Regions from separate parts of the Homo sapiens genome. Here region 1 is linked to region 2. A link is a loop called in an ENCODE intact Hi-C map of the cell type or tissue named here. Cell type or tissue: heart right ventricle. All regions are shown on one strand. Each heading gives the region's core, and the rest is flanking DNA. Links, peaks and the distances in the headings are about the cores only. Region 1 overlaps LOC102724929 (a long non-coding RNA gene). Region 2 has its middle 53 kb from the start of LINC02578.

Region 1 (5,385 bases), core at 305-5,304, 50 kb after region 2:
CAACAGTATCAGTAAACATAAAAACAGCTAACACTTGTTTAGGTACTTACTACATGACTGCTATCGCCCTGACAACTTACTGCTTTTAATCTCATAAAGTCTTCCCCATAACCCAATGAGGTAAGTCCTCTTATAGGCAAGGAATGGGAGGCAGAACAAATAAAGCCCTAGGTCATAAAGTTATTAAAGGCTAGGGCAAAAACTTGTATTCTGGTATGACTGGGTTGGCTCTAGATGCTATATGTTTACTTTTCTTTCTTTTCTTTTCTTTATTCTCTTTTCTTTCTTTTTTCCCTCCTCTCCCTCCCTTTCTCCCTCCCTCCCTCCCTCCCTCCTTTTTTTCTTTCCTTCCTTCCTTCCTTCCTTCCTTCCTTTGTTATGGCACACCTTTAATATTTCTTGAATGAATGGGTAAATTTTCCCTTTCTTAGTCCTAATTCTTCACTGCAAACTGGTTATGATTAATAATAGCTCTCAATAATGAAATATTATCACAATTTTGTGAAAGAGGCATTATTATCATTCCTCTTTTATGATGACACTGAGGCTGGAGAAAGGTTCAGCCATTTCATCAAATGTACTCATTTAGGAAAAGATAGAACCGAGCCTCAGAACTGGCCTTCACAGTCCAAGTGCTCTGTGCCTCACCTTCTCCATGTTTCCTCCTCTAAAGTGTGAACTGTCTAGATGAAATGTTCTTATGTATTGGATGTTTTGTGATTGTAGACTCATGCTCTTCCCTAGACTACGTATTTCTTTATTTATTATAGCAACTTGGAAATAAATATATCCAATTTAGTACTAGGCAGAGGTAAAAGGCAGAGAGCTGAGTCACTGCAATGTTCAAGATTTTAAAAGCCATTTGCAGCTTGCAACATAGAAAGTACAGGAAGAAAGACTTGACACATTGAAATTCAAACGTATCTTTCTGGCAGCAAACTATCTCTGGGTCCTGGGAAGCCTGAGTCTGGGTGAGCTGAGAAGTAATGAAGCCCTGCGTCTCATGTCATTGACTCTGGCATTTCAAGTACCACATTCATAACAGTAGACGCAAACCGCTGGGTCCCTTTCTACTCCACTAAATTGAAGTGGTTCCGCAGGGGAATATGGCAACAGGGATGAAAGCAAAATAACATTTCTTTTTCCACTGTAAAAAGAGAAGGTGCTGATGATGTTTATTCAAAAGAGCAACATCTAGAAATTGTGCTGGGACATGGTGACATTATGCCCAGCCATGCTTCAGTGAAACGTTCAACATCTTAGAGGGTGCGGACACATGCTATCACGGGGTTGCTTTCTTTCTTTTTCCTTCCTTCCTTCCTTCCCTCTCTTTCTCTCCTCTTTCTCTCTTCCTCTCTCTCTTCCTCTCTTTCTCTCTTTCTTTCTCTCTCTCTCTCCTTTCTTTCTCTTTCTTTCTCTCTCTCTTTCTCTCTCTTCTTTCTTTCTTTCCCTTCCTTTCTTCCTTTCTCTTTTCTTTTCCTTTCTTCCTTCTTAAAATAATGATATTCAGGACTAAAGATGTTTCTCATTCCACCCCAATCATTCCCTCTGTGTAACAGCTTGGTGTTTTGGTTTCCATTAACAGAAACCCAGATGCAAATTAGCTTAACATAGGTTAAAAATGTTTAATGGATCCCATGTTTGAAAAATCAAGGTTACTAGTTTCTGACAATGCTGGATATAGGGGCACAAATGATATGATGAGAATTCATCATTTCCTTCCCAATCATGTATTTTTCTCCATTTTGCCTCTATTTTCTTAGAATTTTGTTTTCCCATGGTTCTAATATTGCTTCTAGTATCTTCTGGGGTTACCTCTTTTTTAAATCCTATCTAACAGAAAAAAAAAAAGAGTGAGTCTGCTTTTCTGATAGCTTAAAATATATCCCAGAATTTAGTCCTTTGTCTCTGATTAGCTTGACGTAGCAACATATCTATCCCTGAAACAATCTTATTAGCAGTATGCAGCATTTTATTTCCTTAAGCTCCCCTTAGAGCTACAGATGGACTCAACTCCAACAGAATATATAGATTGAGAGTGGAGGAAAGATGCCACTCTTCAAATAAAATCTGAGATTTTTGCAAAAGAAGAGTAAATGAATGCTGGGTAACAAAAACAAACTGTATTCAATGAACATGTCCTTCTATTAGACCTCAAAGACATAATAACTAATTAAATTCTAATCAACCACAGAACTGAAAGATCCATTACATCTCATGTAGCTCTGAGATTGCATATTCATGGCTCAAGGAGTGGATTTATTTTTAAAAATGTATATTTCTAAGACGTATACAGTTTGTTTCTTTATTGTAATGGGACTTGATACATTTTTTCTGGAGATAAATAGTTGCTTTATTCTTTAGCCAAATATACATGCTTCAGTTCACCATATCTCAACTATTCTATATTGTCTCCTCAACACAGGAGACCAATTTAAGGAATCAGAATTCAATATATTTGTCCTGCTGACATTTTTGAAGCAGAAAAAAAAAATGTGGCTCTAATAAAATCTTGGTGGTGGTAGAATGAGTGTTTTATGTGCATCAAGAAAATGGAAGCAGATACGTTCTTTGGGGAAGTAAAGAATAGCCTTAGAAGTTTAATAAGCCAACACTTAAGATATGTAATTTACATTTTAAAAAGTAGGCTTTTGCATTGGAACCTGTCAGTTTTTTCATCGTTTTACGGAAGGTGAGATTAAGACTAAAGATGTTAGCATCTTGACGAGATCCCATACAGAAGTAATGGAGCTGAGATTATTGGGTCCACATGTTTTTCTCTCATCCCACACTTCTCAGCCCCCACCACACACACCATGAACACATTGTAGAAAATTGGGAAAATAGAGGAAAAAAATTTTATTTAAACTGTAAAATTAATGTAAATACTTGCAGAGAAAAAATCTCACCTATAATTTTACCACACTAAAAGCAAAGTTATTTTTTTCTTCTCTGTTACTCTTAATACCTATTATTTTATATTGTAATTACAGTATGTATGCAACACTGTGCCTGTTTTGTTAAAATGTTTTATATGCAGTTATTTTTGTCGTGATATACTGTTCATCACTATGAAATGTGCACATAATTATCCAAGAACAAATGTGCTACAATTTTGTGACCCTTCCTTTTCTTTTTTTCTTTGCACATTCTGCAAACTTTTCTTTTTTTTTTTTTCTTAGCTGTTACTTTTCTTTTTTTTTTTTTTTTTTTTTTTAGTATTTATTGATCATTCTTGGGTGTTTCTCGGAGAGAGGGATTTGGCAGGGTCATACGACAATAGTGGAGGGAAGGTCAGCAGATAAACATGTGAACAAGGGTCTCTGGTTTTCCTAGGCAGAGGACCCTGCGGCCTTCCGCAGTGTTTGTGTCCCTGGGTACTTGAGATTAGGGAGTGGTGATGACTCTTAACCAGCATGCTGCCTTCAAGCATCTGTTTAACAAAGCACATCTTGCACCGCCCTTAATCCATTTAACCCTGAGTGGACACAGCACATGTTTCAGAGAGCACGGGGTTGGGGGTAAGGTTATAGATTAACAGCATCCCAAGGCAGAAGAATTTTTCTTAGAACAGAACAAAATGGAGTCTCCTATGTCTACTTCTTTCTACACAGACACCGCAACAATCTGATTTCTCTTTCTTTTCCCCACATTTCCCCCCTTTCTATTCGACAAAACCGCCATCATCATCATGGCCCGTTCTCAATGAGCTGTTGGGCACACCTCCCAGATGGAGTGGCGGCCGGGCAGAGGGGCTCCTCACTTCCCAGACGGGGCAGCCGGGCAGAGGCGCCCCCCACCTCCCGGACGGGGCAGCTGCCGGGCGGGGGCTGCCCCCAACCTCCCTCCCGGACTGGGCGGCAGGCTGGGCGGGGGCTGACCCCCCACCTCCCTCCTGGATGGGGCAGCTGGCCGGGCGTGGGCTGCCCCCCACCTTCCTCCCGGACGGGGCAGCTGGCCGGGCGGGGGATGCCCCCCACCTCCCTCCCGGATGGGGTGGCTGGCCGGGCGGGGGATGCCCCCCACCTCCTGGACAGGGCGGCTGCCGGTCGGAGGGGCTCCTCACTTCCCAGATGGGGCGGCTGCCGGGCGGAGGGGCTCCTCACTTCTCAGACAGGGTGGCCAGGCAGAGATGCTCCTCACCTCCCAGACGGGGTGGCGGTTGGGCAGAGACACTCCTCAGTTCCCAGACGGGGTTGCGGCCGGGCAGAGGCGCTCCCCACATCTCAGACGATGGGCGGCCGGGCAGAGACGCTCCTCACTTCCCAGACGGGATGGCAGCCGGGAAGAGGCGCTCCTCACTTCCCAGACTGGGCAGCTGGGCAGAGGGGCTCCTCACATCCCAGACGATGGGCGGCCAGGCAGAGACACTCCTCAGTTCCCAGACGGGGTCACGGCCGGGCAGAGGTGCTCTTCATATCTCAGACTGGGCGGCCTGGCAGAGGGGCTCCTCACATCCCAGACGATGGGCGGCCAGGCAGAGACGCTCCTCACTTCCCAGACGGGGTGGCGGCCGGGCAGAGGCTGCAATCTCGGCACTTTGGGAGGCCAAGGCAGGCGGCTGGGAGGTGGAGGTTGTAGCCAGCCGAGATCACGCCACTGCACTCCAGCCTGGGCAACATTGAGCACTGAGTGAGCGAGACTCCGTCTGCAATCCCGGCACCTCGGGAGGCCGAGGCGGGCAGGTCACTCGCGGTCAGGAGCTGGAGACCAGCCTGGCCAACACGGCGAAACCCCTTCTCCACCAAAAAATACAGAAACCAGTCAGGCGTGGCGGCGCGCGCCTGTAATCCCAGGCACTCGGCAGGCTGAGGCAGGAGAATCAGGCAGGGAGGTTGCAGTGAGCCGAGATGGCGGCAGTACAGTCCAGCCTCGGCTGGGCATCAGAGGGAGACCGTGGAGAGAGAGGGAGAGGGAGACCGTGGAGAGGGAGAGGGAGAGGGAGACCGTGGAGAGGGAGAGGGAGACCGTGGAGAGGGAGAGGGAGAGGGAGATGGAGAGGGAGAGGGAGAGGGAGGCAACTGTTACTTTTCAATAAGACCTTCTCTTACCACCCCAAACTTTTCTTTCTCTTCTATTTTGTCTTCTATTCCAACCACTCCTTCAGTCAAATGAAAAATATTTCACAGGAAATCCCCCAAGCATTTAGACAAGCATTTAGTGGCAGGCTTAAGGAAGGTATTATACTAAGGGTAAGAATCTTAATCTAGGATTCAGAAATTGGTAAATTAAGAAGGAAAATCCAAAGGGAACATTCCAGATTGGCAGGGAAGTTTAAGGGACTAATAGTTTTTATTAGGAATAGTTCCATAATATGTAGAGGAACCCAAAGATATTAAAGTCAGTTCTTGAGATTCTCATATATGGGAGATACAGAAGAAATAC
Region 2 (5,385 bases), core at 282-5,281:
TTTGGTTAGTCTTTTACTTTATTCTGCAGATTTTGGATATTTCTTCACATGCTTTCACAGTTTCTTCCATTCCTTGCTGCTTCTGACTGGATTTATTATTATTGTTTCTAGTCTTAAGCCAATGCACAGGATGCAGCCTTTTATTAAGAAGCAAGGAGAAAGGTAGTATCATAGAAACATTTAATTCATTGCACAAAACATAGGAATGAGTTCTGAAAAATACTAACAAATAGGTATAGCACTGAGGATCAGTTAGGGAGACAGGCACAAACATAAAAATCTATAACAAGTTATATACACAAAGTTATATAAGAGCTTCAAAAAGTAATTAATTTTTATCAAGTAGTATTTGAAGAAGACTCCTTAGAGGACAAGGCATTTGATCTTGGTTACAGGAATTGTTCAGACCCGGATGTTCAATGAGCTTTCCTGATGCTTGAGATCTTCATAAGATTGTTTCAGGTCCCAAATTTTGCCACCTTTGGAATTCTAAATCTCATGAGATATCATCAAGTTTCTGAGGAGGTTTATGGCTTAAATACATAGCTTAGACATGTATGAGTCATCTCTGTGTCCCATGCATTATTCGCATACCCAGAGACTGCTCTGAGCTGAGTCAAATTAACATTTGTCTTTGAATTTTTTTCCCTTATATATACATACACATGTATTCACATACACTACACGTATTTCATGTATACTCTTTTTTTATTATTATTATACTTCAAGTTATGGGACACATGTGCAGAACATGCAGGTTTGTTACATAGGTATACATGTGCCATGGTGGTTTGCTGCACCCATCAAGCTGTCATCTAGGTTTTAGGCCCCGCATGCATTAGATATTTATCCTAATGCTCTCCTTCCCCTTGCCCCCTAACCCCTGACAAACCCCAGTATGTGATGTTCCCCTCCTTGTGTCCATGTGTTCTCATTGTTCAACTTCCACTTATGAGTGAGAACATGCAGTGTTTGGTTTTCTGTTCCCGTGTTAGTTTGCTGAGAATGATGGTTTCCAGCTTCATCCATGTCCCTGCAGAGGACACGAACTCATTCTTTTTTATAGCTGCATAGTGTTCCATGGAGTGTATCTGCCACATTTTCTTTATCCAGTCTATCATTGATGGACATTTGAGTTGGTTCCAAGTCTTTGCTATTGTGAATAGTGCTGCAATAAACATAAGTGTGCTTGTGTCTTTATAGTAGAATAATTTATAATCCTCTGGGTAGATACACAGTAAAGGGATTGCTGGATCAAATGGTACTTCTGGTTCTAGATCCTTGAGGAATCGCCACACTGTCTTCCACAATGGTTGAGCTAATTTGCACCCCCACCAGCAGTGTAAAAGTGTTTCTATTTCTCCACATCCTTTCCATTATCTGTTGTTTCCTGACTTTTTAATGATCACCTTTTTAACTGCCATGAGATGGTAACTCATTGTGGTTTTGATTTGCATTTCTCTAACGACCAGTGATGATGAGGTTTTTTTCATGTTTTTTGGCCACATATACGTCTTCTTTTGAGAAGTGTCTCTTCATACCCTTCACCCACATTTTGATGGGGTTGTTTGTTTTTTTCTTGTAAATTTATTTAAGTTCCCTGTAGATTCTGGATATTAGACCTTTGTCAGATGGATAGAGTGTAAAAATTTTCTCCCATTCTGTAGGTTGCTTGTTCACTCTGATGATAGTTTCTTTTGCTGTGCAGAAACTCTTTAGTTTAATTAGATCCCACTTGTCGATTTTGGGTTTTGTTGCAATTGCTTTTGGTGTTTTAGTCATGAAATCTTTGCCCGTGTCTATGTCCTAAATGGTATTGTCTAGGTTTTCTTCTAGGGTTTTTATGGTTTTAGGTTTTATGTTTAAGTCTTTAATCTATCTTGAGTCAATTTTTGTAAAACGTGTAAGGAAGGGGTCCAGTTTCAGTTTTCTGCATATGGCTAGTCAATTTTCCCAGCACCATTTATTAAACAGGGAATCCTTTCCCTATTGCTTGTTTTTGTCAGGTTTGTTGAAGATCAGATGGTTGTAGACATGTGGCATTATTTCTGAGGCCTCTGCTCTATTTCATTGGTCTGTATATCTGTTTTGGTACCATTACCATGCTGTTTTGGTTATGTAGCCTTGCAGTGTAGTTTGAAGTCAAGTAACGTGATGCCTCCAGTTTTGTTCTTTTTGCTTGGGATTGTCTTGGCTATACGGGCTCTTTTTTGGTTCCATATGAAATTTAAAGTTTTTTTTCTAGTTCTGTGAAGAAAGTCAATGGTAGCTTGATGGGAATAGCATTGAAACTGTAAATTACTTTGGGCAGTATGGCCATTTTCACGATAATGATTCTTCCTATACATGAGCATGGAATTTTTTCCCATATGTTTGTGTCCTCTCTTATTTCCTTGAGCAGTGATAGATGCAGAAAAGGCCTTCAATAAAATTCAACACCCCTTCATGCTAAAACACTCAATAAACTAGGCATTGATGGAACATATCTCCAAATAATAAGAGCTATTTATGACAAACCCATAGCCAATATCATACTGGATGGGCAAAACCTGGAAGCATTCCCTTTGAAAGCCCACACAGGACAAGGATGCCCTCTTTCACCTTTCCCATTCAACATAGTATTGGAAATTCTGCCCAGGGCAATCAGACAAGAGAAAGAAAGAAAGGGTATTCAGACAGGAAGAAAGGAAATCAAATTGTCTCTGTTTGCAGATGACATGATTGTATATTTAGTAAACCCCATTGTCATCAGCCCCAAAACTCCTTAAGCTGATAAGCAACTTCAGCAAAATATCAGAAAGCAAAATCAATGTGAAAAACTCACAAGCATTCCTATATGCCAGTATTAGACAAACAGAGAGCCAAAAAAATGAGTGAATTCCGTTCAGAATTGCTACAAAGAAAATAAAATATCTAGGAATACAACTTACAAGGAATGTATATTCTTTATACGCAGAATATTTAGTGCAAAATTTGGGGAGCTAAGAAGAATTTTAGATCACAATAATTCAAACTACTTGTATTAGTCTGTTCTCACACTGCTAATAAAGATATACCCTAGACTGGGTAATTTATAGAGTACAGAGGTTTAAGGGACTCACAGTTCCACATGGCTGGGAAGGCTTCACAATCATGGCAGAGGGCAAAGCAGAATCAAAGGCACGTCTTAGATGGTGGCAGGCAAGAGAGAGCTTGTGCAGGTGAACTCCCATTTATAAAACCATCAGATCTCTTGAGACTTATTCACTACCACAAGAACAGTATGGGGAAACCACTCCCATAATTCAATTATCTCCACCTGGCCCTGCCTTTGACACATGGGGGTTGTTACAACTCAAGGTGAGATTCGGATGGGGGCACAGCCAAACCATTTCACCACTCAAAACTGTTTATTACATATTCTTGGTTATAAGAGTTCCTTTGTTGCTTGATTGAGGATTTTTCATGGCTGCTTCATCCTACAAGGTATCCAGGCCTCATATTATCTTATTACCCCTCTCGTTTCTTTCTATTCCATGATTCTTCCAGACACCATCCCTCCCAGATTCCTTCACAAACTTCAAAATCAAATTTATTCAAATTTTCAAGATAATTTAGCTTTTCCCAGCTGCTGCTCCTGACTCAGCTCCATGCCACCACTGGCTATACAAATTTGTTAAATAACATCTGCCCTGCTTGGAACATATTTATGATTTATAGGCTAATTATTATTTCATTGGATATACTAAAGATGTCCAAGTAAAAGTAATGTGACTGGAAAATCTTTACAAATATTAATTTTTTACTTAATTAGGAACTCATCAAATTTCTTCTCTGGACCCAGAACCAGTGCCCCCCCAGCATACACTCCTGGACATAAGCCCTGTCCTGTTTTAAACAACACTACATTTACAGCAGAGAAAGTCATAAAGTGATTCTGAACTAGAAAAAAAATATATAAAATGTACACATGCATAATCAGTACCTCACCCCACAACCCCCGGCGCAACACATACACACAGCCTGAGACTAGATAACATCCTATAGATTGGGGCAAAATGAGAAAGGAGGAACAGTGAGATGTGTCATCAAAAGGAGATTGCCCTGTTTTGCCTGAGATGGAGCACCTGCAACCAGCACAGGGACAGGTGTGGACTAAAGACCATCCCATCTCTATTTCAGTAGCATGCAGCACATTTCATCTGGATTGAGGAGCTCTGGAGGAGTACTTGTAATTGCTAGCAATAAGTCTATGATCAACTGTCAAGGGAAACTTCTACTTGCACCTTAATCTTTTAACACCCCTCTCTCACACACACACAAACACACCAATAACTATGCTGTATGGACAACTATCTTTCTTCCTTTTTTTTCAGTCTGTTGCCTAGGCTGGAGTGCAGTGGCACCATCATAGCTCACTGCAGCCTTGAACTCCTGGGCTCAAGCAATTTTCCTGCCTCAGCCTTCCAGGTACCTAGGATTACAGTCACATGCCACACCAGGCTATTTTATTTTTATTCTTTTGTAGAGACGGGGGTCTCATTATTTTGCCCAGGCTGGGTTTGAACTCCTGGCCTCAAGCAGTCCTCTCAACCCAGCCTCCCAAACTACTGAGATTACAGGTGTGAGCCACCATGACTGCCAAACAACTATCTTTCAACAGAAACATAATTACAAACTTTGGGAAGAGACACTAAGGGCCTAGACATCTAGGGTGGTGATGATGATGTGGAAGGAAAGCAGCCCCTAGCACCACATCCTGACCTCAAGCTATCTTTTCTCAAGATACACACAAATATAGATGAACCAAGCAAAGATACCCACTGAGTTAAGATACTGGTGAAACTTCTATCCCATTGAGTATCAAGATAGGAGATTAGGGGAGGGGAAAAGGCAAGGAGGGAACTGACAGATGCTGGCAGTTCCTAGACAGGCCATGCGGAAGTGGGTTTGTGAGCCAGATATCTAGAACTGAAGGAGGAAGACATAGCCTCTTAATTGGTTTGGGGCATTGAAATATGTGTGGGCCACTGATAATAACTCCAGGTCCAGAACTGTAGGACCCATCAGCAGCAGTGGTGGAAAAAGGGAAGAGCTGAAATTTTACAGAAGGACTTACCCTCCCTATCTCCTCCACTTTCCTGTTAGCTTCCAGCATCCGTATCAACTTCATCACGTGTGCATTTGTCACACCAGGTGTCATCTTCAAAATAAATTTTGTTAAATTTGTTTTCATTGATACATAATAGAGGTACACATTTTCAGGGTACATGTGATCAGTGATACATGTATATTTTTGTAAATATCAAGTCAGTGTAACTGGGATATCCATCAACTTAAATTTTAATGGGTGATCAAATGTCTACAGTGTGCCAGGTTATGCTGTGCATTTTGGTGCATTCGCCT

Evidence for each region. A loop is a pair of places that touch in the nucleus more often than their neighbours do. Peaks named below come from ENCODE experiments on the same cell type or tissue, not always from the same donor. Only the 100,000 strongest peaks of a DNase experiment are listed, where the experiment ranks them.
Region 1: it touches region 2 in a loop (9-fold over the local background); 3 of 110 quality-filtered maps call a loop at or near these places.

Annotation. Positions count from the first base shown.
Region 1 is chr9:118,674,138-118,679,522 of GRCh38, forward strand. All of the region lies in intron 3 of LOC102724929 (a long non-coding RNA gene), which reads right to left. Among named protein-coding and RNA genes, the nearest start is that of LINC02578, 2.8 kb to the right of the region's middle. In heart right ventricle, for the core only: no CTCF peak of the experiment used is centred there; no DNase peak of the experiment used is centred there.
Region 2 is chr9:118,624,219-118,629,603 of GRCh38, forward strand. No RefSeq gene overlaps it. Among named protein-coding and RNA genes, the nearest start is that of LINC02578, 53 kb to the right of the region's middle. In heart right ventricle, for the core only: no CTCF peak of the experiment used is centred there; no DNase peak of the experiment used is centred there.